Regions from separate parts of the Mus musculus genome. Here region 1 is linked to region 2. Evidence: chromatin loops called from intact Hi-C (ENCODE). Cell type or tissue: gastrocnemius. All regions are shown on one strand. Each heading gives the region's core, and the rest is flanking DNA. Links, peaks and the distances in the headings are about the cores only. Region 1 has its middle 20 kb from the start of Gm40572. Region 2 overlaps Evl (Ena-vasodilator stimulated phosphoprotein).

Evidence for each region. Hi-C counts contacts between places; a loop is a spot of excess contacts. Peaks named below come from ENCODE experiments on the same cell type or tissue, not always from the same donor. Only the 100,000 strongest peaks of a DNase experiment are listed, where the experiment ranks them.
Region 1: a loop joins it to region 2, with 9 times the contacts of the local background. A loop is called at or near these places in 1 of 42 quality-filtered maps.

What each region holds. Positions count from the first base shown.
Region 1 is chr12:108,723,678-108,738,347 of GRCm38, reverse strand. No RefSeq gene overlaps it. Among named protein-coding and RNA genes, the nearest start is that of Gm40572, 20 kb to the right of the region's middle. In gastrocnemius, for the core only: no CTCF peak of the experiment used is centred there; no DNase peak of the experiment used is centred there.
Region 2 is chr12:108,669,318-108,683,987 of GRCm38, reverse strand. Evl (Ena-vasodilator stimulated phosphoprotein) reads right to left here. Exons shown (of 13, transcript NM_007965.3): 4 at 10,636-10,699; 5 at 9,523-9,581; 6 at 8,362-8,591; 7 at 7,765-7,886; 8 at 4,099-4,159; 9 at 2,434-2,497; 10 at 727-793. It overlaps Gm40571 (a long non-coding RNA gene), which reads left to right and starts at 807. Exons shown (of 2, transcript XR_003950261.1): 1 at 807-2,417; 2 at 4,831-5,888. In gastrocnemius, for the core only: no CTCF peak of the experiment used is centred there; DNase peaks (open chromatin) are centred at 7,815 and 9,300; H3K27ac peaks cover 2,073 bases.

The DNA of each region.
Region 1 (14,670 bases), core at 7,991-10,490, 54 kb before region 2:
ACATATATATTTATATATTTAGATAATAATAAATATAATACACAATATTTATTATAATTATAGAATAAACGTATAAATATATAAGATGTTTATATATAAATATACATTAAATAAAGCTATTATATTTTAATAATTTTAATGATTTTCATTTAACAATAGTTTTAGTAATTTTAATAACAAGTTTTACAATAATTTAGTAACAATTGTAATAGTAATGTAACATTGATATATATTTCCGAGGCTACGGGTGTAGTTCAGTTGGTGGAGTCCTGCCCAGCATGCACGAGGTCCCCCCTGCGACTGTGTAGCTGGTACAGTGGATGCCCAGTAATCGCAGCACTCAGGAGATGGAGGCAGGAGAGCAAAAACAGAACGTTATGCTCAGCTACACACCAGAGTCCAGCCTGGGCTTCATGACACAAACAAACAAAACCAAAAAGCATGCTACATTCAAATTAAAAAACAAAAACAAAAAAAACAAAGGAAGCCAGGTGGGGTGGTGCACGCTTTTAATCCCAGCACTTGAGAGGCAGAGGCAGGTGGATCTGTGTAAATTTTAGGCCAGCCTCTTCTACATAGTGAGTTAGTTCCAGGACAGCCAGGGCTGCACAGAGAAACCCTGTCTCAAAACAAACAAAAGTATTCAATGACTCTCCAATCTGGTGAAAGGGGCTATGAGGTGCTGCAGTGTGCTACCACCACCAAGAAAAAGAAAAAGAGAGTAAAGAGAAAGGGGCGATCAGCGTCTCAGAAGGAGGGCAGTGATGGAGACAATGAGGATGATGACGATGAGGGAAGTGGGAGTGAGGAAGATGAGAATGATGAGGGCAATGATGAAGATCATAGCAGCCCTGCTAGCGAAGCAGGTGGCAAGAAGAAGAGGAGTAAAGTTCTTAGCAGAAACAGTGCTGATGATGAGGAACTGACCAATGATAGCCTGACCCTATCTCAAAGCAAGAGTAATGAGGACTCTCTGATTCTTGAGAAGAGTCAAAATTGGAGTTCTCAGAAAATGGACCACATTCTGATTTGCTGTGTTTGTCTTGGAGATAATAGTGAAGATGCAGATGAAATAATTCAGTGTGATAATTGTGGCATTACAGTTCATGAAGGTTGTTATGGAGTCGATGGGGAGAGTGACTCTATTATGAGTTCGGCTTCTGAAAACTCCACTGAGCCTTGGTTTTGTGATGCCTGTAAATGTCTTTTAAAAAGAGTATATGGCCGGGCGTGGTGGTTCACACCTTTAATCCCAGCACTCAGGAGGCAGAGGCAGGCAGATTTCTGAGTTCGAGGCCAGCCTGGTCTACAAAGTGAGTTCCAGGACAGCCAGAGCTATACAGAGAAACCTTGTCTCAAAAAACCAAAACAAAACAAACAACAAACAAACAAAAAAGAGTATATGAACTTTTTTTGACTCTAAAGACCTAGCAAAGCTGTAAAGAATCTTTTGGTTGTAGCCGACCTCAACACATATAAATTTCTCAAGATTTATTTATTTATTTTGATAATGGGGTTATCTGTATAGCTCCGGCTGTCCTGGAACTTGCTCTGTAGAACAGGCTGGCCTCAAACTCACAGAGATCCTCCTGCCTCTGCCTCCTGAGAGTTGGGATTAAAGGCACACACCATCACCATCTGTCTACAAGATGTATTTTGTGCGTATCATCTGTAGGACTGCTTAATTACTCTCATTTCCTCCACGATGCTACCCAGTTTTTCCTTTATTTAAACCTAAAGCTGAGTGTCCCAGTGATGAACTTGGGGTTTCTGAATGCTTTTGTTTATTCCTCTTCCAACATATGCTGATGTTTAAAAAAAAAAACAAAAAACCTCCTCTAATCCCCTGGGACTGAAGTTACAGACAGGTGTGAGCTTCTGTGTGGATAATGGGAATTAAACCTGGGTCCCCTGGAAGAACAGCCAATGATCTTAACCACTGAGCCATCTCTCCAGCTTATAACTGCAGTTTAAAAACTATCTTTATGAGACAGAGAAATGCTGAAGTTAAGTGACATTACCAATGAAATGGATCTAGCTGATAATTACAGAACATTTCACTCAAACACATACCTTCTTCTCAGCAGCTCATAGGATGTTCGCCCAAACTTGAACACAAAGCAAGCTTCAACAGATACAAGAAAGTTCAAAGAGCATCCTACATCCACAGACTACCACAGACTAAAACCAGATATCAGTAACAACAGCAAAAACAATGTATACAAACTGATGAAAGGTGAACAATTCACTACAGAATGAAGAATGGATCAAGATGGAAATTGAGACAGAAATTAAAAACTTTTCTAGAATTGAATGCAAATGATAACATAACATTCCCAGACTCATGGGACACAATGAAGGTGGTTCTAAGATGCAAGTAATTTAAAGGCACTCTTTTTTTTTAAAGAAAAATAACAGTGTTAATTTTTAAAATTAGATTTATTTATTTATTTCATGTATGTGAGTATACTGTTGCTGTCTTCAGACACACCAGAAAAGAACATTGGATCCTTGTTACAGATGGTTGTAAGCCACCATGTGGTTGCTGGGAATTGATCTCAGGACCTCTAGAAGAGCAGTCAGGACTCTTAACCACTGAGCCATCTCTCCAGGCCTTAAAGGAACTCTTGAAAACTCAAGAATAAAAAGAACAAGTAACACTCAAAAGGGGTTGATGACAATAAATATTCAAACACGCATGCAGGGCTGAAATCAATAAAATAGAAATAACAAAAACAATACAAAGAATCAATGAAAAGAAGGGTTGGTTCTTTGAGAAAAATCAATAAGATTAATAAACTCTTCATCAAAATAACTAGAAGATGGAGAGAGAAGATCTAAATTAATAAAAATTACAGATTAAAATTAGTGTATAATAACAGTCACTGGAAATCCAGATAATCATAGGACATACTTTACTAGAAGATGGAGAGAGAAGATCTAAATTAATAAAAATTACAGATTAAAATTAGTGTATAATAACAGTCACTGGAAATCCAGATAATCATAGGACATACTTTTAAAATCTATCAAATTAGAAAATCTAAAATAAACAGATAAATTTCTTGATATATATACCACCTACCACATTAAATAAAGATCAGATTAGCAGACTTAAAACCACTAGTGAAATATAAGCAGTCATTAAAAGTCTGATAACCCAGAAAAGCACAGGGCTAGGTTTTCATGCAGAATTCTACCAGACTTTCAAAGGAGAGCTAATACCAATACTCTTCAAATTATTCCCCAAAATAGAAACAGAAGGAACATTGCCTAATTCTTTTATGAGTCCACCATTATCCAGATGCCTAAACCCCATGAAGACTCAACAAAGAAAGATAATTCATGCCAACTTTCCTTACAAAGTTAGATGCGAAAAAATTGTTAAATATTTGTAACTGAATCCAGGAGCATATCAAAGATTATCCACCATGATCAAGTAGGTATCATACCAGAGATACAAGGATAGTCCAACAAATGGAAATGGAAAATGTAACTAACTATATAAATTATATAAAGTGAAAGACAAACAGCACATGATCATCTCATTAGATACAGTAAAGGTCTTTGAAAATCCAACACCCTTTAATGATAAAAGTCCTGGAGAGATTGGGGATAAAAGAAATACACTTCTGTAGTGGTCTGGCCTGATACTGCTTGTATTCTAATGCTAATACTGGTTCCTCAAAACCTGGTTGCCCCAGAGACAACAGAAATTGTAAGTAGACCCAAGGTGACCCAATGCAATCTTGCTCCCAAGCTATTTCTGATTGGTGAATAAAGATGCGGACAGCTAGTAGCTGGGCAGAGGAAGGCAGTGGAGTTTAGGTTTCCTGGGCTTGGGAGTAGGAGGAGAACCGCAAGCAGGAGAAGAAGGGTTTTGCATGATTAAGTGCACACCTCAACATAATAAAGGAGGTTTACAGCAAGGCCTAAGGCATTTGTTTGTATGAAAAAAAAAAAAAAACCTTAAGACACTGAAGAAAGAAATTGAAGATATCAGAAGGTAAAAAGATCTCCCATGCTCATGGATTGGCAGAATTAATATAGTTAAAATGGCCACCTGTAGTGGTTTGAAAGTGTTTGGCCCAGAGAGTGGCACTCTTTGGAGGTGTAGCCTTGGAGTAGGTGTGTCGCTGTGGGTGTGGGCTTTAAGACCCTTTTTCTAGCTGCCTGGATGTAGCTACCCAGCAGCCATGGAGAACCAGGTTTACCTGGAAGGAGAGCTGGGGATGAATGGGACAGACGAGAAAAAGAATGAGACCAAGGCAAAGTTCTCCGATCACGGCCCAATGTTTAATTCTTAAGTCTGAATTTAAAGGGGGGAACCCATCCCCCACTTTGCCAGGATCTCAGGTAATAGTGGAGGCTATACTCCAAATTAACTCTGGCTCATAAAGATTTTTAGCTGTCTTCGTAATTGGAAACATACTTACTAGAAGACTCAGAATCTGTGTCCACTTGATGAACCAATCTTTCAGGCAGCTGTTGGGCTCTGTCGTCTTCTTCTTCTTCTTCTTCTTCTTCTTCTTCTTTTTTGTTTTTGTTTTTTTTTTTTTTTTTTTTTGTTTTTTGAGACAGGGTTTCTCTGTGTAGCCCTGGCTGTCCTGGAACTCACTCTGTAAACCAGGCTGGCCTCGAACTCAGAAATCTGCCTGCCTCTGTCTCCCTAGTGCTGGGATTAAAGGTATGCGCCACCACACCTGGCCTGGCTCTGTCTTCTTTTTGTGAAAAAAGATACAGACAGAAACTTGCCCCCAAATTAAAACAGGATCTGGACTATTCCACATTTTAGTTAGGGGATCCCGCCATTTAACCACGGCATATGAGCTGGGAGTGACTGGATGCCATGGCAATTAGCTGCAGACGGACCTTTAGCATCGGTTTGCAAAAAATTTAAACGATTAAGACAAGAGCAAGATGTGCTTTTGGTGACCTTGGGGGTATAATTCCGCCCTTTTTTGTTTTTAAAGAAAATATTGTTTTTAAAGTTCCCCAATACCTTGTCCTTGAGAATTATAAGGAATCCCAGTAATAGGGGTAACATTAAATTGTTGACAAACTATCTCAAATGCTTGGCCTTAATAGCCAGTTCCATTATCTGTTTTAATCTGATTTGGAGCACCAAGCACAGAAAAACAATGCAGGTAATGACTAATTACATTTTTAGTTGCTTCTTCTGTAAAAGCAGCTGCAACTAGAAAGCCTGAAAAGGTGTCAATAGTCACATGTACATATTTTATTTTTCTAAAATGAGAAATATGAGTATCCATTGGCAATAATTGATTAAGTATAAGTCCTCAAGAATTAACAACATTATGTGGAACAGGTAGATACTGAGGACACTGAGAACAAGTCTTTACAAGTTGGCATGCATACTCTCTAAAAATACCAAATTATTATCTCAAGCTATTACTATTTTGATGATGTAAAGAATGAGATTATATGGCCAACTGTTCCTGTGTAAGGCCTATACTCTGCCTGGGTTACAAGTCTGCTGTGGCATTGCCTTAGGGGGGTCTTGTCCAGGCAGTCCAGGATGAGTTATTAAATGTCCAAGGACAGTGCTTTAAAGGAACAGTACTGTCTCTTAACTTGAGTTGTATATATGCATTAACAATTGCAAACTTTGAGAATTAGCAGTATCTAAAAAAGGAACAATTTCAAGCAATTGTAAGCCCTGAGCTATATATATATATATATATCCCTTTATGGGATGCATGAGTAAAGTTACAGGAAATACGAAAGCATGCACAGAAGCAAATTTTAACAACCTGTCTTTGTCTACTTGGAGACGAAGAAAAATGAATCCGCATTAATGGTCCCTTTGCCAAAGAACTCCTGTGGGCACATTGAGTAACAATGACTAAAATAAGCAGCTAACTATTGATTACAGCAGCTTCTTCTGTCTTCTGTAAAGCTATTCGTCTCTCACCAGTTAATTCACATCCCCCTTGATAACATCCAACAAAGGTTTAAGTCCTCCTGTGGTGAGCTTAAGGTGAGGTCTTAGCCAATTAACATCTCCTAGAAGCTTTTGGAAATAACTTGAATGAGATAAATCATCCTTTTTTTCTTGAATTTTCTGTACCACAATTTTTCTAGGATACAACTGAGGCCCCAAATATTGAGAAAGATATTGCCTCTGAATCTTTTTTGGAACAACAACTACTCCCCAAAACTTTAAAGTTTGTTGTATAAGAGCAAAAGTAGTAAAATTCCCCTTCAGAGGGATTAGGTAATAAAATATGCTCCACATAATAAACAATATACACTGAAAGATTCTAAGTCCTAACTTCTTGTTTTGAGGCAGAGACAATTTTTTTTTCTTACATAATGTAAGGCAATTATCCATTCCTAGAGGCAAAACTTTCCAATGATCACAAGCTCACTAGAAGCAAATCCTTTACAATTATCAGGATGCAAAGAAAAAAACAACCTTCAAATCCACAATATATCCATATGGAGCAGGCAGGTCAGATTGCAATGCCTCTACAGGTTCCACAGCCCCATTGACCTTTCATAAATCTTAAGTTTAAACCTTATTTTGAACAACACCTGGATATATCTGTAATAATACTGTTTTGGCTTAAAAAGAATTACTGGGAGGCGAGGCAAGGCCCCAAAAACCTCCCTAGGCAGGGTCCATGCAAACCTCGCTGAGGCAGCTCTGAGCTTTGCATTAACTCAAATGTAAATGTTTCTTTTTTTATTCCTTTAAGTTTTATTGCATTATGATGAAAAAAGATACATAATTTCAGTTTACCTGAATTTGTTAACATTTAAAAACATATTTTGAGTAAATAGACTTACATCACATTCTTCTTTCCCTTTTGTACCCTAACTCCTCCCGGAGAGCCCTCCTCCCTTCAAAACCTGCAATACCTTTCTTTTTTTATCATATTCTTTAAAATTTATAAAATATTGTAACAATAAAAATGACTATTATAAAGTTGTTTGATATAAAACAACAATCAATTGAACAGTTTTATGTAGATGTTTGTCTACAGAAAACAGGAAATACATGTTTTTCTCAATATAAATTTTAAATAACTCCAAATATATTAACCATATATCTTAAAATAATATATTATTATTAGTTTTTTTTAATGAACATAAATAGATAAAATATTTTTGTTTGTTTGTTTGTTTGTTTGTTTTGTTTTGTTTTGTTTTTAGTAGAACTTAAAATCTTGGCTTACTATGGTACAAACACAAAAAAGAACAGTTTTTGGGCACTGGAGTTCATTGTAATGTCCCTCACATCACCAAAGGATTTTTACCTCCATAGCAGATAAGCTAAGAGTTGACAGTTCTGCTGCATCAAGGAATGAATTGTAAGCACAATTTTTGGATACAGATTTCCTGCTATGGTCAAAGCTATTTGACTTGAGTGATTGTGATTTGAGTGATTTTCAGCTCACAGGGAACAGGTTACATTCATTTAAGAAATGGTGTGTGTATTAAAATGGTCTATCCATGAAGTCACTCATCAACTGTCTCAATGAACAACGGTTCTGCTTGGAGGTTGGCCCAGACGTTAGGTGAGGGTAACCATTGGCTGTGATGGTTTTGAGATGTATTCATCTCAGAACAAGAGTAACTCATAAAGTCCTCTTCTTCAAAATTGATACAATAATTATAAATATCAAGCAAAGCCTCATTCTCACTCTTTGCTGTTCTCTTACAAGCTACCCCCCAAATTAATTGTCTACATTTATTTTGGCTGTATAAATAATTTTGAAATATGTAAGCTGTTCTGAAAATCATAATGTAGTGTAATAACATCAAATAAACAATCCTACTAATAGAGAGGCTGAGATAGGAGAAGCATGATTTCAAGACCTTTATGTGGCACACAGCAAGACCCTACCATGTACAAACAAGCAGAAAGTATATATGGATTGTACAATATTAGACCTATTTCTCCCATTACCAAATTAGAGAGACCACAAGATGACAGCCGACAAATTTCTAATTTCTCTTATTTTTGAATTTCATTTGATTAGGAATGTGGTAATATTAATTTTCATATTAAGAAATATTAAGGAAAAGTGATTGTGCCGGGTGGTGGTGGCACACGCCTTTAATCCCAGCACTTGGAAGGCAGAGGCAGGTGGATTTCTGAGTTCAAGGCCAACTTGGTCCTACAGAGTGAGTTCCAGGACAGCCAGGGCTACAGAGAAACCCTGTCTTGAAAACCAAAAAAAAAAAAAAAAAAAAAAAAAAAAGTGATTGTTACTTCCTGTTAATTTTCTTGTTAGAGGTGGAATTATGTTTGTGTGGGTTTGTTGAAAGATTACTTTCTTGCTTTTTCTAGGGTGTAATTTCACTCCTTGTGTTGGTGTTTTCCATCTATTATTCTTTGTAGGGCTGGATTTGTGGAAAGATATTGTGTAAATTTGGTTTTGTCATGGAATATCTTGTTTTCTCCATCTATGGTAATTGAGAGTTTTGCTGGGTATAGTAGCCTGGGCTGGTATTTGTGTTCTCTTAGGATCTGTATGACATCTGCCCAGGATCTTCTAGCTTTCATAGTCTCTGATGTAATTCTGATAGGTCTGCCTTTATATGTTACTTGACCTTTTTCCCTTACTGCTTTTAAAATTCTTTCTTTGTTTAGTGCATTTGGTGTTTTGATTATTATGTGATGGGAGGAATTTCTTTTCTGGTTCAGTCTATTTGAAGTTCTGTAGGCTTCTTGTATGCTCATGGGCATCTCTTTCTTTAGGTTAGGGACGTTTTCTTCTATAATTTTGTTGAAGGTATTTACCGGCCCTTTAAGTTGGGAATCTTCACTCTCTTCTATACCTATTATCCTTAGGTTTGGTCTTCTCATTGTGTCCTGGATTTCCTGGATTTTTTGGGTCAGGAGCTTTTTGCTTTTTGCGTTTTTTTTTTTTTTTTTTGACTGTTGTGTCAATGTTTTCTATGGTATCTTCTGCACCTGAGATTCTCTCTTCTATTTCTTGTATTCTGTTGGTCCTTTTTTAACTCCAGGGTTGTCTCCCTTTGTTATTTCTTTATTGTTTCTGGTTCCATTTTTAGATTCTGGATGTTTTTGTTCCTTTCCTTCACCTGTTTGGATGTGTTTTCCTGTAACTTTTAAAGGAATTTTTGTTTTCTCTTTAAGGGCTTTTGCTGTTTACCTGTGTTCTCCTGTATTTCCTTAAGTGAGCTATTTATGTCCTTCTTAATGTCCTCTATCATCATTATGAGAAGTGATTTTAGATCTGAATCTTGCTTTTCTGGTGTGTTGGGGTTTCCAGTACTTGCTATGGTGGGAGAACTGGGTTCTGATGATGCCAAGTAACCTTGGTTTCTGTTGCTTATGTTCTTATGCTTGCCTCCCAACATCTGATTATCTTTAGTGCTACCTGCCCTGGATATGTCTGACTGGAGCCTGTCCTTTTTGTGATTCTGGTTGTGTCAGAACTTCTCTGAGTCAAGCTGTCTCTGTGATCCTGTGATCTTGTGATCCTGAGATCCTGGGTGTGTTCGAGCCCCTGGGAGTCAAGCTGCCTTTGAGACCGTGATATTGTGGTGTGACCAAGCTCCTGGGATCCTGGGATCCTCTGATCCTGGGCGTGTTGGAGTTCCTGGGATTGGAACTGCCTCTAGGTGTTGTGGGACTGGCTGTGGAGTTTGTGCCCAAGGTCTGCTCTGGACACCAACCCAGACAGAGTAGAAGGAACCCATGCCACTGGCCTGGTAGAGTTCCTGGGTGCCTGGGTACCTGCGTTATACAGGGCACTAAGTTTAGGCCCCATTTCCTGGTGGCTGATCTGGAAAGCTTGCAATTGAGCAATAAGATCCTTGTCAGCCTGAAAAGTCACTCTGGGGGGATGGAGAGCCACAGTCAAGGGGATCCCATACAGGATCTCAAAGGGGGTCAGGTTAAAATGGTAGGGAGTGTTTCAGGATTGAAACAGGGCCAAGGAATGGAGCACCACCCAGTCTGTGCCAGTCTCCAAGGTCAATTTAGTTAAGGGCTCTTTGGGATTCTGTTCATTCTCTCTACCTGCCCTGAGCTCTGAGAATGGTACGCACAATGGAGCTTCCAATTAGTCCCCAATATCTCTGCCAATCCCTGACTTACCTTATAGACAAAAACAGAACAGTTGTCCAATCTAATTATCTTGGGCACTCTGAACCTCAGGAAAATTTCCTCTAATATCTTCTTAGCTACCACGGTAGCTGTTTCCTGCTTGGTGGGGAAAGCCTCAATCCATCCAAAGAAGTTATCTACAAACACTAGAAGGTATTTGTAATCATATTTTCCTGACTTAACTTCTGTAAAATAAACCTACTAATATACTCTAGGTCGTTCTCCCCTAGGTCTTTTGCCCTGTTTATTCTTGGCTGAATAGGCATTTACTTGCTGTCATACCTTACACTGTTCTACTATCTCTCTGGACTAAAACCTGAGATCTATTATATATACTTTCGGTCCCTTAACTGCTTGGACAAGCTTTTTATCTCCTAAATAAGTCCATCTGTGCATTTGGCCTAGTAAGTCTTTTGCTTGCTTTCTGGGGAATATAGTTTGTCCTTCTTGTGTGTGCCACTGCCCTTCCTTCTCTAGGTTGGTAGGGTGGCTAGCAATCTGAGTCCTTTCTTCTTCTGTATATTTTAAGTGAGGCCATCCCTTAGTCCAGTCCCATTTCCCAGCGGGTGTCTCTTGCAGGCCCATAGCTGGGATAGGTTCCTGCATAGCCACTTCTTGAGCCACTTGATCTGCTGGGTTATTGCCTTGAGCCACTGAGTCTCCTCCCTTCTGATGTCCTCAGCAATGAATAATACTCGCAGTTGCCAGCTTCATTAGGGCATCCAAGAGATCCAAGATTTCCTGTTTGTTTTTTCTTTCTTTCCCCTCTGATGTAAGCAGCCCTCTCTCTTGGTATATAGCCCTGTGGACATGGGCTGTGGCAAAGGCATACCTGCTATCCATGTAGATGTTAATTTTCTTGCCAGCCCCAAGTTCCAAGGCTGTGGTGAGGGCAATTAGCTCCACTTTTTGCACCAACATGCAGGGGGTGAGGGGCGGAGAGGTTCCATCCAGATGACATTTGTGCCATCCACTACAGCAGCACCCATATGTCTCTGACTTACATGGAGAAAACTGCTCCCATCTGTAAACCAGGTAGCCTTGGCTCTTGGCAGGGCTCTCCTTTTGGGCCAGTTAGTTGTGGTATATCGTGCAGGAAGTTTATCTGGGCCCCTATTGGAGAGTATGTCTCGCCCCAACAGAGGGGAGGGACAGTCTGGGATGACCATAACTGAATGGGATTCCCGGTCCATCCCTAGGTCCACTGTTCTTTGGGTAGTCCATGAATACATTTTGGTGCCAGCAGCTCCTCGGACCCAAGATTCTTTTCTTGCAAATGGGGGCATCGGCTTGGAGGAGGACCAAGTGTTGAGCCCCTGTGTCCACCAAGAATTGAATGGATTTCCCTCCCACTCTCAGAGTTACCCTGGGTTCCGGGAGGGGATCTGAGCCCTGTCTTCCCTAGTCACTGTTTTCCCCCCACCCCCAGAGCTAACACCTTTGCTATTTAGGGGTGCTTTCCTCAAGGCCTGGGATTTCCCTGTCCCCAGTTTCCATTTGTTAGGGCACTTTCAGGCCCAGTGGCTTCTCTCCTTGCAATATGTACACTGGTCCTTTTCAAGGGGTTTTCTGTCTCTCTTCTCTGCTTTCCCTAACTACTGTAGCCAGGACTCTCTGTAGATTCCTTCCCTGTCGCTTTTCTTTCTTTCTTTCTCTGTTCCTTCTGCTCCTCTGTCTCCTCATTATGGTAGACTTTCTTAGCAACCTGCACTAAATCCCTCAATGACCCATCCTGCAGTCCCTCCAGCCCTTGAAGCTTTTTCCTCATACCTCTACTAGCCTGGTCTATAAAAGCCATAGTCACAGTAGTTTTGTGCTCCTCGCTGCTGGGGTTATAAGGTGTATATTGGTGAAATGATTCCATGAGCCGCTCTAGAAAGTCTGCGGACAACTCATCTGGTCCTTGCTTAATCTCACATAACTTGGTCAAATTTGTGGGTCGTTGTGCGGCCCCCCCTTGAGACCTGCCAATGGAGTCTGGCAGTAGACCTTCAGGTGCTCCTTATCTTCTGCTATATTAAAGTCCCAATCAGGACTACTCAGGGAAAGTCTGCTGTTGACAACAGCCTAGTCAATCGATAGTGCCCCCATGTCTGAGGGGGCATCCTTTCTGGCTTCCTGTATTATCCTCTCTCACTCTTTGGTCATGAGGAGCACTCTCCTGAGTTGTTGGATGTCATCCTAGGTGGGCTGATGAATAAATAAAACAGTCTCAAAGAGATTAATCTGGAAGGAGGCAGGGTGTTGGGCCTCCAGTTGTACAAGTCGGTCAAAGAGAGGGGCCAATATTGCATAGCCTCATTGCCCTTTTCTAGAGCCCCATGTGACCTCAGTGGGAGAGCCATTGTGGTATCAGGGGAGGTGGCTCTCAGACTTTGGGTCTCATGGTAGGACAGGGAAGTTGGGGGTCTCCTCCTGCTCCTCCCTCTAGTAAAGGGAGGTACAATGACCCTGGTCCTATATAGGCTGAGGATCCCAGAGCCAGTGCTGGTGCTGGTGGGCCCATCGGGGCAAGGGTAGGGGGATATGGAGGAGGAGGAGGGTCTTGGAGCAACAGGTCCACTGTTGAAAGGTCTTGGAGGATCGACTTCTTCTCAGGCCTGGATCCCTCCTCCCTCTCTTCCTCCTGACGGCCAGAACCTGTGAGGTGGGTCTTGGGGAAAGAAAGGTTTTTATCCATGGGTGGGGTGGGGGTGGGGAGGTCCTCCACTAGAGTCTTCCAGGTAACTATATAGGGCACTTGGTCTGAGTGCCTGAGGGATCCTGGCCTAAAGACTCTTTCCTCTACTGCTTTGATCACCTGCAAGTTGAAGGTCACTATGGGTGGCCATTTGGAGGAACAGAGAGTAACCAACTTGCTCTTCTTTACTACCACTGACAAGTTTTCTCCTCCAGTGGTTAACTAGGATGTTTAATGGGGTAGATTCAGTCTGTCCAATAATGTCATCAGTCCAAGTCCAAGAACACTGAGCGAGATAACCAACACCAACAAATACAGAGAAAGAAAATCAACATACAGACAGCCCACCTCTGCCATAGGTAGGCGTCCAAGTCCAAGACAGACAGTTTGCCCCTGCCACGGGCAGAAGCCAGTAATCATGTGACTCGGCCGGCTTATGCCAGGACCAGATCTAATAGAGGGCAGTTCTCCCAACTCCCTCCAGGCAACCTGGTGCATCCTCCAGGCTTCCTGAGGTCATGACATTAAGGCATGTCTGTCTACCACTCTTGACCCCCCTAAGACCATGGGCTTTCTGAGCCCCCAGATGCTTGCAAGCAAACCAAAAGTTCAGACGGGCTCACACTCAGTCTTTGACAAACAGCAATGCAGACAAAACCTCTGATTCCCGGGTGTCCCCACAGAGGGTCGAATTCCCAGCCAATGAACCAAATGTAAGACTCTAATGATCCTGAGCTACAGGGATCCTCTGAGTGAACCATGCGGAGCAAAGGACTGATGCAAAAGCAAGAGGAATTTATTATTCAAAAGCACCGGGGCTGTCCTGCACTCGAAGGAGAAGCAGCAATCCCAGGTGGCCCATTTGGTGAGTTTTTATAGTTTCCAGGGGTTGAATAGAGCATCAGCAACTAGGCACAATGTGATTGTCAGAACAGTGTGACTTTTAAACTGATTGGTCCTTAGGGGATGAGGTAGCAAGGGCTTCCCTTATCTGTGGTTAGCCAATGGTCAGTCCCCCCTGTGGTCTTTCTGAGGAATGTAATCAGCCTTTCCCTCTCCCTCTGGAGGAGAGGGGAGCCTGGTGGAATTTTCCAAAGGTCCTGAGCTGACCTCTTCATCACCACCAAATGAAACCTGCAATGCCAGGGATGGGTCACATCTGAGTTGTTGGCTAAAGGGGCCCCATAGAAACTCCTAAACAACCTAGGCTATTGTCAAGGTCTTGGTTGCTCTCCACACAAATTGATGGTAAAGCTCTATTCCTCAAGACAACACCTACATAACTCATTGAACACAAAGAAGTCTTCGCCCCTACGGACTTGTGCTCATGGTACTGGAGGATTCTTTGCACACTTTCTGAGGAGAAAGGTAGACACTAACTCAGCTCTAAACCCTTCAGTTTACAACTGTGACCTGCCTACATAACATTGGGCCCCATTTTGGCCCTGGTTTGGGCCTTGAAGACAAACCTGAGCCTGGCTCGAGTTTTGAGACCTATCTCAGTCACTTCCATATCGAGGTGACTCAGCAAGACCTGCCTCTGCCCCGCCATTGCTGATGTACAGCTTTGCCATTGGCCCTGTCAGTCACTCCATACCCTCTGTCACCTTTTCCTGCCTCCTATGTCATCTTACCCCACCAAAAATCCCCCTCCCTATGTTCCAAACTTATATAAGTGAGAGGCTGATGCCATAAAGTTGATTTCCTGTTTCAACAAGATTCCCGGCACTGTGTGTTTCTTTTGGGCCATCTACACTTGCAATCCTGCTCAGCCCCAGAGAGACCCCAGCGGGACTGGTACCTCTCTCCTCTCTCCTGGCAAGGAGCTGGCAACTTAATACACAGGTGCAATAGTGACACAAACATTCTCGGGGTAACCAAC
Region 2 (14,670 bases), core at 7,778-10,277:
ACCACTTTGTTTTACTCTGCAGGCCTGGCTTCTGTAGTCACCTGCTCTGTGACAAGAGCTGCTTGCTCCCATTGGGGTGGCCAGTAGAGAGATTGCCTGCTACAGGCTCATGGACCTTCAAATGCAGGCATATTTGGCTTCAGTTACCATCTTTGTCTTTTGGGTGAGCTGAGTTCTCAATGGTCTATCCTGCTGTTATATTGGCATTTGGTTTGGGAAACAAGGACAGGAGAAGCTGACTTTCAAGAAGGCCGACTATGCGAGCTGCATGCAGAGACGATCTGAAAGGACAGGGTGCTGGTGGCAGGGACTGACTGCTTGGGTTTGCTTCTCTCTCCTCTGTCAGTCATGCCTCTGCAGAGCCCGGGCCTTCTCTTCTTAGGAGAGGAAGCCAGCCTACACCCCTATGATGGCCTCTAGTTTTGCCTCTCTCCAGGTCTGAAAGAGCAGACTACCCTTCCCAGAGCAAGTTGTTAATACTAAGACACAAGACAGGGTTGGGGGTGTTAGTCATGAGCCAGGGGACAGAGGAGACCGCAGAGCCTGGGCAACACATGGGCAGGAGGGTTGTCGGTACCTAGAGTGAGGCTGCGACTGAAGGGGGCTCTTAGCTTCGGGGCTCTTTGCCACAGACGGGGTTCTACGGCATGGAATGAAAGAGACATGTGAACCGGTACCAGATCCTGCCCGCAGAGCAGTCTCTTGGCCCTTCCCAGAACAGCTCACCTGGACAGCAACGAGGACACAGGTTTCTCCACCGAGTTGCTCCGTTCCCAGGGTTTTCTGCCAGCCTCTGCCAATTCATTTCATGAAGGATCAGAGCTGAGAAGATTCAGTGTCACCCACTCCCAAGTCCTCTCTGCAGGAGTCTATCAGACTTTGGTGCAGAGCCACAGTGGGAGCTGCTAAGAGTAGAGCTGCAACCTGGCCCCGAGTCTCAGTCCTCTTTCATCAGGAACTGTAGGTAGCCTGCTGTCACCGCATTCCCCACTATTCCCTTGAAACCTGAGTATTCTACATAGAACTCGATTCAGCTGGTAGGGAAGCGGCAACTCCAGCTACAAATGAGCAGGCAGGGATATGAGCCAACACTCTCATCGGTCTTGTCCTGGTATATCTCCGGTGGCCAGGCTTCCTGGATCCCACTGAACCTCTGCCCACTAGTCTCTTCACACTGAGTCTGGCCTGCTTCCTTCCTGAGCCTGAAGTAGCTTTCCCTTTTCTAAGTTTAGTGTACAGGCTGAGGGCGCCTCATACGGATGCCTGGAACCAGTGGTTATTGCAGATTCAGAGTTCATATGAAATTCACTGCAAGTTTTAGAATTTGGAGCATTTTGCATTTTTGGACTGTGAATACTCAACCTTTGTTGGACTAGATTACAATTCATGTTTCAATTCACAGGAGAAAGACTGAACTGAGCAGAACAAGCGAAGGGACATTGGGTTGTCCTGCCCTAAGCTGAGCCTTGTCTGCAGAGCAACCGCAGGTCTGAGGCAGGTTACCTCAAAGCCACCTGGCAGGTGCACGGGGCCTATAGAAACAAGATCTGGACCACAGCCATCCTCCAGGTGTGTGGTGCACGGGGCCTATAGAAACAAGATCTGGACCACAGCCATCCTCCAGGTGTGTGGCCTCAAGCAGAATGCTTGGCCGTGGGTAGTCAAAGGCTGCTAAGCATAGGAAATCCCCGTAACCCACAGTAGGGAAATGAGGACAGTGACAATGAGCAAGCCATCTAATGTAGGCAGCAGCACTCCAGGAAGTCCAGGAAGGCTGGACACATGCACACTGGTGTGAACAAAAGCTGACAAGAGCATCTATCTGTTCAGTGGGCGACCTGACTCCTCTGCTTCACTTCCCACATTCATGAGCCCCAGGCTTGGCTCGAAGCTGACAATGAGTGTGTGGCTAGTTGAAGCCAGCTTCTGGGTCTTGTCCCTTAGCTAAGTCTCATAACACTGTCCTAATCACAAACCGGGGGCCACAGCTGACTGTAGGGACTGGGGCAGGGTCAGGGGTTGTGCTTCTGGTAGAGAAAGGTGGATTGGTGATCTAACTGTAGCATTAGTCTAGTTGGCATTACACAGGAGAAACCAAGTATGACATTAAATAGCTTCTTGGTCAGGGGGTGGCTAAGCAGTAGCGTGGTAGCTTGCTAGACTAATGTGTGGAGGCTCTGGATGGTTAAAACCCCAGCACCGCTGAGTGTCCACTGTGAATGGAATTGTTGGTGTTTTCCCCTTAGCTGGACCAGATCAAGGGCCCCTTGCCACACCTGCCTAGCTGTCTGCTTGGGCTCCCTGGGGAAGTGTGGAAGCTCTGAGGACCTGGAATTCAGTAGATCTGATGCTCTTATCCATAGACTGAAGTGGCCATATCAGCTGACTGCTTGCTCTAAGATCTCAAGACTTGTAGGGTAGGTACCCTCTTACCTGAGGAATTAGGTGGCTGGCTGGTGGCTCGGGTACCTGGGGATGGGGAGGTGCTAGGGTCTTCCTAAAGTGAGAGAGAAGGTCCTGTCATTAGTCTGCTAGCAACAAGGTAGGGTACCTCTGCGCCAGCTTGCTTCCCGCATGTCCTCAAGGCATAGGCTCAGTCTATGTCTCTCAGTCAAGAGCACAATCCTTACATCACTAGGCTGGAGACAGTGAAGCAGGGACCTCAGGAAAGCACCCTGCCCAGGTCTTATTTATACAGAAGATCTGCCCCCCCTTTTTTTTTAAAAGGTGAGAAAATGAGGCCCGACGAGGGTTTCAACAGAGCCTCACTAATGAAAGCCACTCCTTAAGGCTCTATGGCCCGACGGATTCTGAAGCTGAGGCTAGCGAGTACTTGCGGCACCTAAGAAAAGCCAGTGCTGACTCTGCAATCCGAGGCCCAACACACCCATGTAAATATCCAGTGGCACTGGCCAGCAAATCTGGCTTAAGGCCACAGGGATCGAAGACACAGGGCAGTTGGGTGAGAACCCCATTTTGGTCCCTAGATAGTTCTGCAAGGCAGCCCTGTCTGTATGAAGGGCATGGCAGAAGCAGAGAGCTGGGGAGTGAGGGTGACCTTCCTAAGCTGAGGTCTGAGAGGCAGGCCATTCTCAGTAAGGCTCATGCAGCAGGTACAGGCTGAGAGAGGCCATCTGGTGAGCACAAAGCACTACACATGCCCAGGCCTAGTGAAGTGGCTTGTGTGTAGACTGAATGAGGAGAACAGACTGGCAGGGAGGCCTAGAGCCCAGGGGCACCAGACCCACCTCAGTGGCTAAGCATGTAAGGAAGACCAGGCAGGCAGCCTTCATGCTGTTTGTATTAGAGGCTTTTACTCAGCAATCCCGGTAGAATGCCATTAATTATTATTATTATTATTTTGGTTTTTCGGGACAGGGTTTCTCTGTATAGACCTGGCTGTCCTGGAACTCACTTTGTAGACCAGGCTGGTCTCGAACTCAGAAATCCGCCTGCCTCTGCCTCCTAAGTGCTGGGTTTAAAGGCATGTGTCACCACGCTCGGCTCTTTTTTTTTTTTTTTTTTTTTTTTTTTAAAATAAGAAAGCTTATCGTGTACATTAAAAAAAAATGGTCACCATAAATAGAAGTTGAGGCTAAGAGCTCTGTGCTGACAGACCAATCTCCACATGCCTGCCAGGGACTAGAGTCCAGGGTTCCAGAACCCTGCCATGGCTGGGGAGCACAGCTCCCACTGGGCTTGATGGATACTCAAGTGGTGTGTTTAGAACTATAAGTAACTTGAAATAAGACCACTCTGACTTCAGGCTTCAGTAGATGGTTCCAGTCCCTTTGATGCAGCCCTGGCATGCTGGAGCATAATGGTCCTGAGTTCCCTGGGATTCTCTAAGCACTCCTGCTGGCCGGGACTTTCCTGTCTACTTCTGCTTTCCCTGCTGAATGATGGCTCCAAGGGTCTGGTCAAAAGAATTCTCAGGAGATGCAAGCCTGTCTGGGCCTGAAGCTTGACGGGATCCCTGTCCCTCCCTCACAGCTGTGTCTAAACCAGGTACTCAGCTTCCGGTGACCTCACCGGGAGATGTGCTTACACCAGAGGCAGGCCTGACGGTGTGGGCCGGCTGGGTAGAGTGGTGCCTACCGTTTGGCTCTCATCTTCCTTTCTGTCAGCGGGCTTGTCTGTCTGGGAGGCTGCCTTTCTCCTAGATGTTGGGGAGAAAAAAAAATACAAATCAGCTTCCCAAGGTCCCCCGTGGACGGGAACTCTGAGCTGCCTCTACTCACACTTGGTTCCCTGACAGACTGTGTGTAGCTTAGAATGCTGGCTTATGTGGACAGGCCACTCGTTAGGCACCCTACTTTCATGAGCTAAGGCTAGTGGCTAAGACTTTCTATACTCACCTATGACCTACACTCAAAACTGGTCTGGGCAGGAAGTAAGCACTTGGGGTGTTTCTTTGCTTACTGAGCTGGTGGTGGCCATCGTTTCTGAGGGAGAAACATGGTAGTGTTTAGGTCCCCCAGGGGACAGGGTTACTTAAGGCCTGCAGATGGACTGGAATCCTGGACCGGTCTGTCTCTTTTGAGTCAGAGCTGTGGGAAGCTTTTTTTTGCAGCTGAAGAACCTCAGCTCTAGCATCATGTCACAATGGGTAAGATTTTCTCTTGCCACACTTGTGTCCTGGACCTCAGTTAAGCTAGCCACGCCCTTTCCGGTCTAGAAAAACATTAAGGAGCTAAAAGCACCCAGGAGAGCTGCAGGGCTCTTCTATACTCAACTCCTGCATTTTCCTCTTACGCATGAATCTTCTACAGGACTCTAACTTTATTGGTGCATCCAGGTCTCATGTCACCTGCATCTGCTTCCTCCCAGGTGTAGATACAGGCCTCTACTTCCCAGCAATGTGCTCCAGTGCATCTTCAACTGTGAGGCCTCTCATAACCTGAGGTGAGCAGCCCACCTGGAGTGAAGTGAGCCTGTATGTGCTGAGGACCTGTCTCCGGCTGCCTGTGGCAGGGTTCACACAAGCTGTCTCAGGATGGGGCAAGAAAGAGGAACAGCAAAATAGCTTTAGAACTCATGGACTGGTCCACCATAGCCAGCTAGCACAAGCACGATGGCTGTGCCCGTGCCTCGGCGCAGCTGCTGTGGCTGCCTCACAGTCCATGAGTGCAGGAAACTTTGAGGGGCGTCCAGCCTCACTGGGCAGTGTCACTGCCACTCACAGTAATAATAATGGAGCTTTGTCAAGCATCGATACTGGAGCAGATAAACGATTCAACCACCACCCTTAGAAGGAATTTAGAGATATAGATTGTTAGTGGCCTTGGGGAACAATTTGAAGGTCAGAAAGTAAAACTATTAATAGTTGAGTGAGGGAATTTTTTTGAGGACAGGGAACAAGAAACAATGGTAGCCTGACTGGTCCTAGCTGATGCACCTCTTCCTTCCCGAGGCTGGGCTGGCGAGCAAGGTGATGACTAATTTCTTGTACTCACCTTTGCCCTAGCTTCCTGATGTTACTTAATGAAAAAAATCGTTAATGAGTAGATGCACCCTGGGGACTTAAAATAAAAATGACTGTTTTTTACATAAAAGTTTAGATTTATGATTCTCTTAAGATTTTATCATTATTTTTAAAGATAAATAATAATTCTTTCTTTGTAACTGCAAATTGCAGCCTGCCAGTAAGAGAAACTGGCTGAGAAAATTATTTTGCTTGCTTTTATTTTGTTAATCTATAACAAGTTGCTTAGTTATGAATGCATGTGGGTTCTTGGGAATAATCTGTTGTTGTTGTTTTAAACCTGTACTGTTTAACCTGTTCTAAGAAAAGTTTATTCATGTGAGAGTATTGGTAAATATGTTTTTCTATGAATACTCACTGTAATGGATCACTTAATGAAAAATAGAAGGTAATCACATTGTGATTCATTTTGTACCATTTGAAAGATTTTGTTAGGATATATAAATTGTGGAAGAAAAAATAGTTGTTATATATATATGTATACATATACATATATATATGTGTGTGTGTGTGTATATGTATGTGTGTGGTGTCTGTGTGTTTGTATCTCTGTGTATGTGTGTGTGTTTATGTGTTTGTATTTCTGTGTATGTGTGTCTGTATGTGTTTATGTGTGTGTGTATGTGTGTATATGTGTGTCTGTGTGAGTGTGTGTTTATGTGTGTGTGTATGTGTGTATATGTGTGTCTGTGTATGTGTGTGTGTGAATCTTCTCCTCCTTTTTTTGCCAGCTCCAAAGAGTTTCTCACTGGCTCCAGTAAATCAAGTTTCCGCCCTCAGAGAAAAGTCTGCTGAATGATCAATCACTGATTCTACACCTGCCTCAGTTTCCCCTGACCTGTGGAAACTGGCCTCTGACAAATTATTCCTCCCACAGACTAGGACCAGTAAGTTCATCAATTCTCTCTCTCTATTTCTTCCCACTCTGGCCTAGCTTAACCTTTGCCTATTCCACGGCAGCTGTCATCACCTCTTCCTGGGTGACAAAGGTTTCTTCACTGGTCTGCCTAGTCGCTTTACCCCATGATGCCCACTGATGCCCAGAAGCCACATTCCATCTCTTAAAATCAGAGGGACGCCTGTGCGGACTACTCAGAGGTAGTCATTTGCCTAACATGTGATCGGGCATGTGTTCCATCACACAGACAATACAGACCAAGCCACTGCAGTCTACACTGGTGAGTGCCTCCTGAGAGGCACGTATGTGCCTGTGCCAGCACAGCAGCCCTCAGGAGGTGCTCACCTGTGACTTCTCCACTGTAGGTGGAGCCCTGCTAGAAGAGAAGCAGGAGAAAAAGCTGCAGGACTGCTAATCTCATGAAGCAGATTTCAAAGACTTGCTTGGTTGTTCCTTGCAGACTGTGCAAGGCACATTTGCTTTTTTAGTGCCTGGACCCCACCTCCGACCCCCCCAGCACCTGGCGTCTGCTTGGCTCCTGGCAACTCTAACCTTTTCCTGTTTTTAGAGATCCTGTGTTTTGGGATACATCATCCAAGCCAAGTTGTTAAGCTCACTGGTCTTAGATTGAAGGAGGGTACAAACATTTTCTTTTCTAAAATGTTTTCTCCTGTTATCTGAAGCCCTATTCAGCTCTGAGATCCAGCTGGGCAGTGAGGCACTCTTTCAGCCTCCTCTCCAGCTGGCCTCCTCCACTCTTCCATGTGCCGGCTTCTCAGCCTGTGCTTGAACACTGCCCGGCTGGCACCTCTGCCACCCTCAGCCCATGGAACTGCACTTCTTTAAGCAGAGGACAGGTAGAGCCTCTTCTGTGAGACCCGTCTCTTCCTCTTGCAGGCCTTAACATACTGTTCTGTGAAGGCTGCTTCATGTCTGCCTAGACTGTTTAGGAGGTCTGGGAAGGCTAACGCTGCCTACAGAAGCAGTGTTGGGGGCAGTGGGGTGTCTGTAGGCAGTGCTCTAAAACTCTGGGACTGTGTTGTATTTGTTTGTCTCTCAGTTTCTTTTTCTTCTTTTTTTTTAATTTTTTTTTTTTTGTAATTTATTTATTTCATGTATGTGAGTACACTGTCGCTGTCTTTAGACACATTATTAGAGGGCATCAGATCTCATTACAGATGGTCGTGAGCCACCATGTGGTTGCTGGGAATTGAACTTGGACTTCTGGAAGAGCAGTCAGTGCTCTTAACTGCTGAGCCATCTCTCCAGCCCCTTGCTTGTCTCTCAAGTGCAGCGGGTGCTGTTCTAGGCCCCCTAAATGTGTCTTAGCAATGACATTCAGCTGAGGACAGTGGCTTCCTCTAGGAGGCACTGTACTCACCTCTTAGCCAGCAGCTTGTTCATTTCTTCCATGAGGCCTCCTCCACCTCCCCCACTGCTTGCCCGGTTGGCATCGGACTTTGAAGTCCCACTAGGACTGGAGCCTCCAGATGCATCTTCTGGCTGAGGGTAAGGAAGAAGTGTGTGTCAGATGCTGACCCAGAAAGATCCTAGGAGTGAGGCTGCTAGTTTAACACTCTCAAGTCCACGGAAAACCAGAATCTAGGGAGGCTCAGGGACAGGCTTGGTAGGCCCACAGGCATGAGTCCTTGCCAAAGCCAGTTAGTTACAGGGAGGAGGGAAGCAACTTTCAAGCCAGAGATATGCATCAGAGCATTCTTTTATGAGCAGACTTATATTATCTGCAGATCTTTCCAGGAGCATGTGCACCCGGGGTGGGGAGCTGAATCAACTGGAAGCACATTCCACGGGAAAAGCAAGGGCAGATTCAGTACTTATTAACTAAGGCAGCTGGGAGCTGATCCAGGGGAAGAGAGTTTTGCTCAGTGTCTCACTGATGAACAGGTGAGGACAGGGTGAGAGATGAGAGTGATACGTAAAGGGTGGCTGGCCTGCCTACCCTGACAGGAACTCTTACCCGCTGCACCCTCCTTAGCTTGGCTCCCGCCAGAGCAGCAGCCAGTCCTGATGCAGAGCTCTCATCATGGTTGGTCCCCTGGGCTCCTCCAGCTGGCAGTGGGGGTGGGGGTGGGGGAGTAGACCCTGTGGGTGGAGGTGGAACTGGGGGTGGAGGCGGGGGTGGAGGTCCACTACAGGAGAGAGTGGTGCTGGCTGCCGATGAGGGATGCCCAGGGGGGAGAATGGGCCCTGAAAAGCAAAGGGGAGGAGTCAGTCTCCAACACCTAGGGGTGTCCAGCTACTGTTTTTATTCTGGGTCCTTCAAAAGATTGGAGGGCAGCTTGCTCATCAGAGATGAGGTGCAGAAGAGTTTGTCTCAGGAAGGCCCTACAGAACCCAGCCCCATTACAATCCCTTCCTATTCCAATCTCCCAGCATTGGGTGCTGGCTACACTGGCATATAGTCACTTAACACCCTTGAGCACAGCAGAGCTCCTCTTGCTCTGCTCCTGCCTCTCCAGTGTGTGTGAGGAGTTCCTGGCAGTGCCGGTTTCCATTATAAGTACTTGGCTGCATCTTAGGTACTGACTGAAGTTGGTCTCAAGATGTAAGTGGGACTTGTACTTGGATCCTAGGGTCTCTAAGAGGTAAGGAACTGTGGGTCCAGAGATGACCAGGAATTTGGGTCAAGGAACCACCGAGGGCTGGCCTCCACTATGCACCTAGTCAGGCACCTCCAGTGAATCAGACACTGTGCCATACACTGAGGGGAGTAGACCCTCAGGGTGCTTTTGGTCTAGTAAGGTCAGCCAACAAATCACAGAGGAGAACACAGACTTGTGCTGCAAGGCTCGCTCTACTAGAAGTATGCACAGGAAGCCTGTCGGAGCTGAAGCTCTTGGATGACTGCCCTACAGAGCTGGGAACACACAGGAGAGGTGATGTCAGGACAGTGAAGGAAGTAGTGCTGAGCCAAGAGGATGGGACGTATGGGAGGGAGACATGCTGGTAGAACTAGACTTGCTCAAGCCATGTTCAGAGGCCTGGGCAGCGGAGGGGAGGGAGGTGCTGCAGCAGCTGAGAGGACAGGGTGTTGGAAAAGCAGGTAAGGTGGTTTGCCATGAGGATGCACTGGGGGGTCAGGGCCTCGGACAGGGCTGGAGGAGGGAGTCTCCCCTACCTGTGGCCGAGATTCTCCTCTCCAGAGACTCCTGGCGGTGCTGCTGCTCCATTACTTGTCTGGAAAGCAATCACAGCAGACACCTTGAGCTCTCTGTGCCCACGCTCCCACATTTAAAAGCTGCTGCTGTGGTACTTCTCATACCCATAACACTGGGCTTTGTTTGTGTGGAGGAAAAAGGATTACCCTGAGTGCTGTCATAGGCACCACCCACTTTCTTCTCTTTTCTTTTCTTTTTTTTTTTTTTTTTTTTTTTTTTTGGTTTTTCGAGACAGGGTTTCTCTGTGTAGCCCTGGCTGTCCTGGAACTCACTCTGTAGACCAGGCTGGCCTCGAACTCAGAAATCCGCCTGCCTCTGCCTCCTAAGTACTGGGATTAAAGGCGTGCGCCACCATGCCCGGCTTTCTTTCCTTTCCTTTCCTTTCCTTTCCTTTCCTTTCCTTTCCTTTCCTTTCCTTTCCTTTCCTTTCCTTTCCTTTTCTTTTCAGAAAGGGTCTCTAATTGATCTAGAACTTAGCAAGTAGGCAAGGCTGGCTGGCCAATGAACACCAGGGTTTGTCTGTTTGCCTTTGCCTCCTAAACTCTGGTATTCAAGTGGCTGATGCCACATCTAACTTTTTAAGGAAAACAAAACAAAACAAAACAAAAGAGTGCTGGAGCTCTACTCAGCGCCCTGCAAGCACGTCACTGGCTGAGCTAACCTTCCTGTAGCCCTGGGCTGCCTCCAACAGAGACAGAGACAGATGGAAGAGGACTGATGAGCTGGACACACTGAGTAGTAAATACCTCAGAGAAACCTGTGTGACCCTCTGGCCAACTGAATTCACTCAGTGGCGTGAGTGGGCCAATGGGCTTGTCTGGCTGTTTGGAGCCACTGTGGTGGCAGGAGAAATGGAAGCTATGCCTCATTTTAGTCCTTTAGAGGGCTCCCTGGAACCACAGGGTTACTAGGCAAGCTTCAGAAGGAGTTTAGGGAAGTATGAGTCTGTGGGCGATGGACCTGTCCCCTTAGTCTGCAGTGGCATGTGCAGGCATCCTCTGTTGCCCCTGTTGTTAGTGGCCTCAGCTCTACTGGGGAGCTTTCAGTCAGACATCTGTGGGACGTGGGGTTACCTTCTCTGGATGTCCATCTCCTCAGGAGAGGGGCCATTCTGCACCTGACGCTGTGTGGAGGGGCCTGTAGGGAAGAGATGCAGAGTGGAAAGGTCAGAGGAGGGAAGAAGGGCCCCAACACAGAACTGTAATGGCACCCTCTCCACCCTCCAGAGCCCAGAGGAGAGATCCTGCCTGCCTCTAACAGTGGGCTCTCACACCCGTGAAGCACCTGCACACCTTTATCTCTCTCTGTTTCCTGTGGCTCTCCCTCTGAAGCACAGTGGAAACTAAGTTCTGCTCACACCACTCTGCTTTTGTTTAAACAGCACCTGCTGTGTCTGCCCACTTGCCACTGTCTCCTCAACCCCAACCCTGGTATGTTAAGAATCATGAGTGAAGGACTAATACCTTCAGCTGGTGACGATCAAGGCCAGATGGAACCTAGGAACTACACGTGTGTGGGGTGGACCCTCCTTGGACCTGTTACTCACACTGGGAGTCTGGGGCTGTGGGAAGAGGCAGTGCAACCCTGCACGGCTCCCTTTGTTCTGGGCCACCATGAAAGCTCCTAGGCCATACCCACTTTGGACCTGAAAGGATAGAGTCCCACTGCTGAACCTCCTGTTCTCAGGAGGGCTAGTGCTGGGACCCATATTTAAAGAGAAATCCAGGCTGCAGCTCCAACCCAAGAAAGAGCTGATCATTCCCGAGGGCCAGTGCGCATCGTCCCTTTGTAAGTGTAACCAGTGGCTTGTGCAAACAGCTTTGTTTCCACTTTTGGGTGAAGTGAGCGTGAATCTACACCTCAGACAGCAGGTAGTCTCTTTAGCCACTCACTTCCCAGAAGCCCAGGGTCTTAGTGGTCTTCCTCTTCTTCTGTACAGAAAATGTTATTTCCTAGCCGGGCGTGGTGGCGCACGCCTTTAATCCCAGCACTTGGGAGGCAGAGGCAGGCGGATTTCTGAGTTCGAGGCCAGCCTGGTCTACAGAGTGAGTTCCAGGACAGCCAGGGCTATACAGAGAAACCCTGTCTCGAAAAACCAAAAAAAAAAAAAAAAAAAAAAAAAAATGTTATTTCCTATGGGAGCCTGATCAGAGCAATTCCCAGACAACTTTTACTCAACCTAGATTTCAACTGTAATTCTCACACAGCTAGGAGAGTGCCCATGAGGAAGGACTTGGGACCACCAAGGAAGCCAGGCCCAGGAAGTTAGGTAACTTGCTCAAAGGTGCAAGAAGCAGAGCAAGACAAAGCCCCTGCCACAGCACCTGTCTCATTCTCAAGTCCAGTTTCAGCATGGTGTCAGTCAGACTGGCTTGAAGAGTGAGATGGTGGACTCACGTGCCACCTATAGTGCCCCAAGCTGCCCCATCCCTGGACGGAGCATTCAGGTGCAGACTTGTGTCTGCATAGCAGAAAGGAGTTGCTTGACCTCTGCCTTGCTCATTCTGGTGAAGGCAGGTTTCACAATGCCTCAGCCCAACATTCTGGGACTCTGCTCTTAGCCTGGCCAAGGCTGTGGAGGTTTAAATGAGAAATGTCCTCCACAGCTCTGGCTACGTGAACACCTGGTCACCAGTTAGAGGTGGTGTTGGGGGAGGTTTAGGAGGCGTGACCTTGCTGCAGGAAGTGTGTTATGGGGGTGCTCTGCTCCTGCCTCCACCCCTTCCCACCATGACAAGCTCTATGGGAGCCAAAGTGAGTGAGCTGCTTTTGCTTATGGTGCTGTCTTACAGCAGCACACAGGTCACTACTACATAGGCTTTAGGTTCAAGCTTGAACAACTGAACTCACCCTGGGTCTAGACTGCTTTCCTCCTTCTGGAGGCCAAGTTCCTATTCTGGCAACCTTGTGTTGCTCCTTGTCTGAGGCTTTGTCCCACCTTATGACTAAGACCCGGAATGCCTGGTCCACACTGGCTGATGATGCAAGGTCTGCTCAGCTTCTGGCCTGGCTTGGTTACTATGGTTGTTTCTTTTCCTGTTAAGACGCTCTGAGAGCAGATATGCTCACAGTGTGCTGCTGTCATTTACTTGGTCTTCTCAGTCTTCATGCTGACCTAGACTCCCTACACCCTCAGCTAACCTGCTACTACAGAAAGCTGGGGAAGGCCATCAGGAGCCACAGTCCCTTCCAAGCCTGGTGCTCTATCCTGAGCAGGAAAAGATGCTCTTGTACATGTGAGGCCATCTTTCCTAATCCATTTTCCAACCACATGTGCCATGGCAGATTCTGACAGAAGGGCTGGGAGGAGGTTTCTTCTTCTATAATGGTTGCTGGTCTCCTGAGAAGCCCTGGAGAAGAGCTCACTTAACAGGGGCCTCTCCAGCTAGGCAGCATTTCTCAAGTGGGAGTAGATGTCAACAAGAAAGCTATGGTCATCCATCCTGTGCTGAGCTACTGCAGATAACTTCCCTTATGGCTGTAACCACAGGCCAAGATGGTGGACTCACGGTGTCACCTCTTGCCTCCTGGGCTGAGCTGTGACCCTGCAGGATAGGGGTGAAGAGAAGGAGGGTCCCTGATCCCGCCCCCCAATACCTTCTACAACTCAGTATTTAAGGATATTTATTTTATTTTAGTTAGTTTGGTTGGTTGGTTTTTCAAGACAGGGATTCTCTGTTCAACAGCTCTGGATGCCCTGGAATTCATTCTGTAGACTAGGTTGGTCTTGAACTCATAGATATCCACTTGCCTCTGCCTCCCAAAGTGCTGGGACCGAAGGCCTGCACCACCATGCCTGCCTTAAGGGTATTTTAAAAAAAGGATTCATTTTATGTTTATTTATGTGTATGTATCTGTATCTGTTACATGAGAATGGGCACCATGAAGGCCAGAGAGGGCATTGGATCCCTTGGAGCTGGAATCAAGGGTGGCTGTGTAGGGGTATAGTTCAGTGGGTGATGTGCTTGCTGCACAAGCTTGAAGACCCGATCTTTAGCGTCACGTAAAGCCAGGAGTGGTGTGTACACCTGCAACCCCTGCAGGGCATGCCTGACCCCTGTAGGTCCAGCCCCCATAGTGGGCCTTACTCCCAGCAGCAAGCCAGGCAAGAGGCAGAAGAGAAGAGCTAGGAGAACTACCTCCTGACACCCTTCCTCTCGGAACACAGAGAGCTGCTAGCATAGAGGCTGGGCCTCAGGCGGAACTGGAATCCGAGCTTCTCTGCTTCAAGCTATGACGGTTCTTAGGAAGGACTGGCTGCTTGATGTTGGGAAGGTCTGCTTTCTAGCCTCAAGTACAACTACTCACTCACACTTCCCAAAGACCTGGCAAATCAGAGGATGTCCTTTATCCTTGAAGGTCACATGGTGGGGATCATGTCAGAAAATAAACAAGAGGAGAGTGAGAAGGGCATCTCCACCCATGGGACCACAGGAAGCAGAATGACAGAAGGAGAGATGCTCTGGCTGGAGAGGACAGAGCAGAGTATAGCTGGAACATGGTGGGAGTCAGGAGACTGAATCTCTGAGAGTGAGCTCAGCACTAGGCAGGGCAGAAGCACACAGGGATCCACTGGAGGTGACAGGCAGGTAAGAGCAACCTCCTCCATCCTTCACAGCTTCTTCAAGCCTCAGTAAGCTTGCTGGTGGTGCCTGCCTTTAGTCCCATGTCCTGGATCCTACGCAGGAAGGCCTTCTCTTCATGGATGAAAACTGTCTGCTCAGAGCTGTGCCTTGAAGTCTGATGGAATTAGAAGGGGTGTTGTGTAGGAGACCAAGCTCTGCTCTTCCAGTCCTCCCACTAGTCCTCCACCTCACCTTTCAGCCCCTTCCCATTCCTGGCTGTACTCGTGTACTCTCCAGGGTGATTTTATCCCCTGTATTTAATTTTTACATTTTGAGACAAGGTCTCACTATATAGCTCAGGCTGGTCTTGAACTGCTAGCCTCCTGGGTCTTTGCTGGGTTTGCCTCTAAGTAATTAAGGCTTCCTTCCTTCTTTGTACCTCAGTTTCTTATACATGTGAAAGATAGAAATAAGGACCATTTATCTCCAACCCTCCCACCCTGCCTTTGGTTCTGGGGATTAAGTCTGGGACAAGTGCTCTGC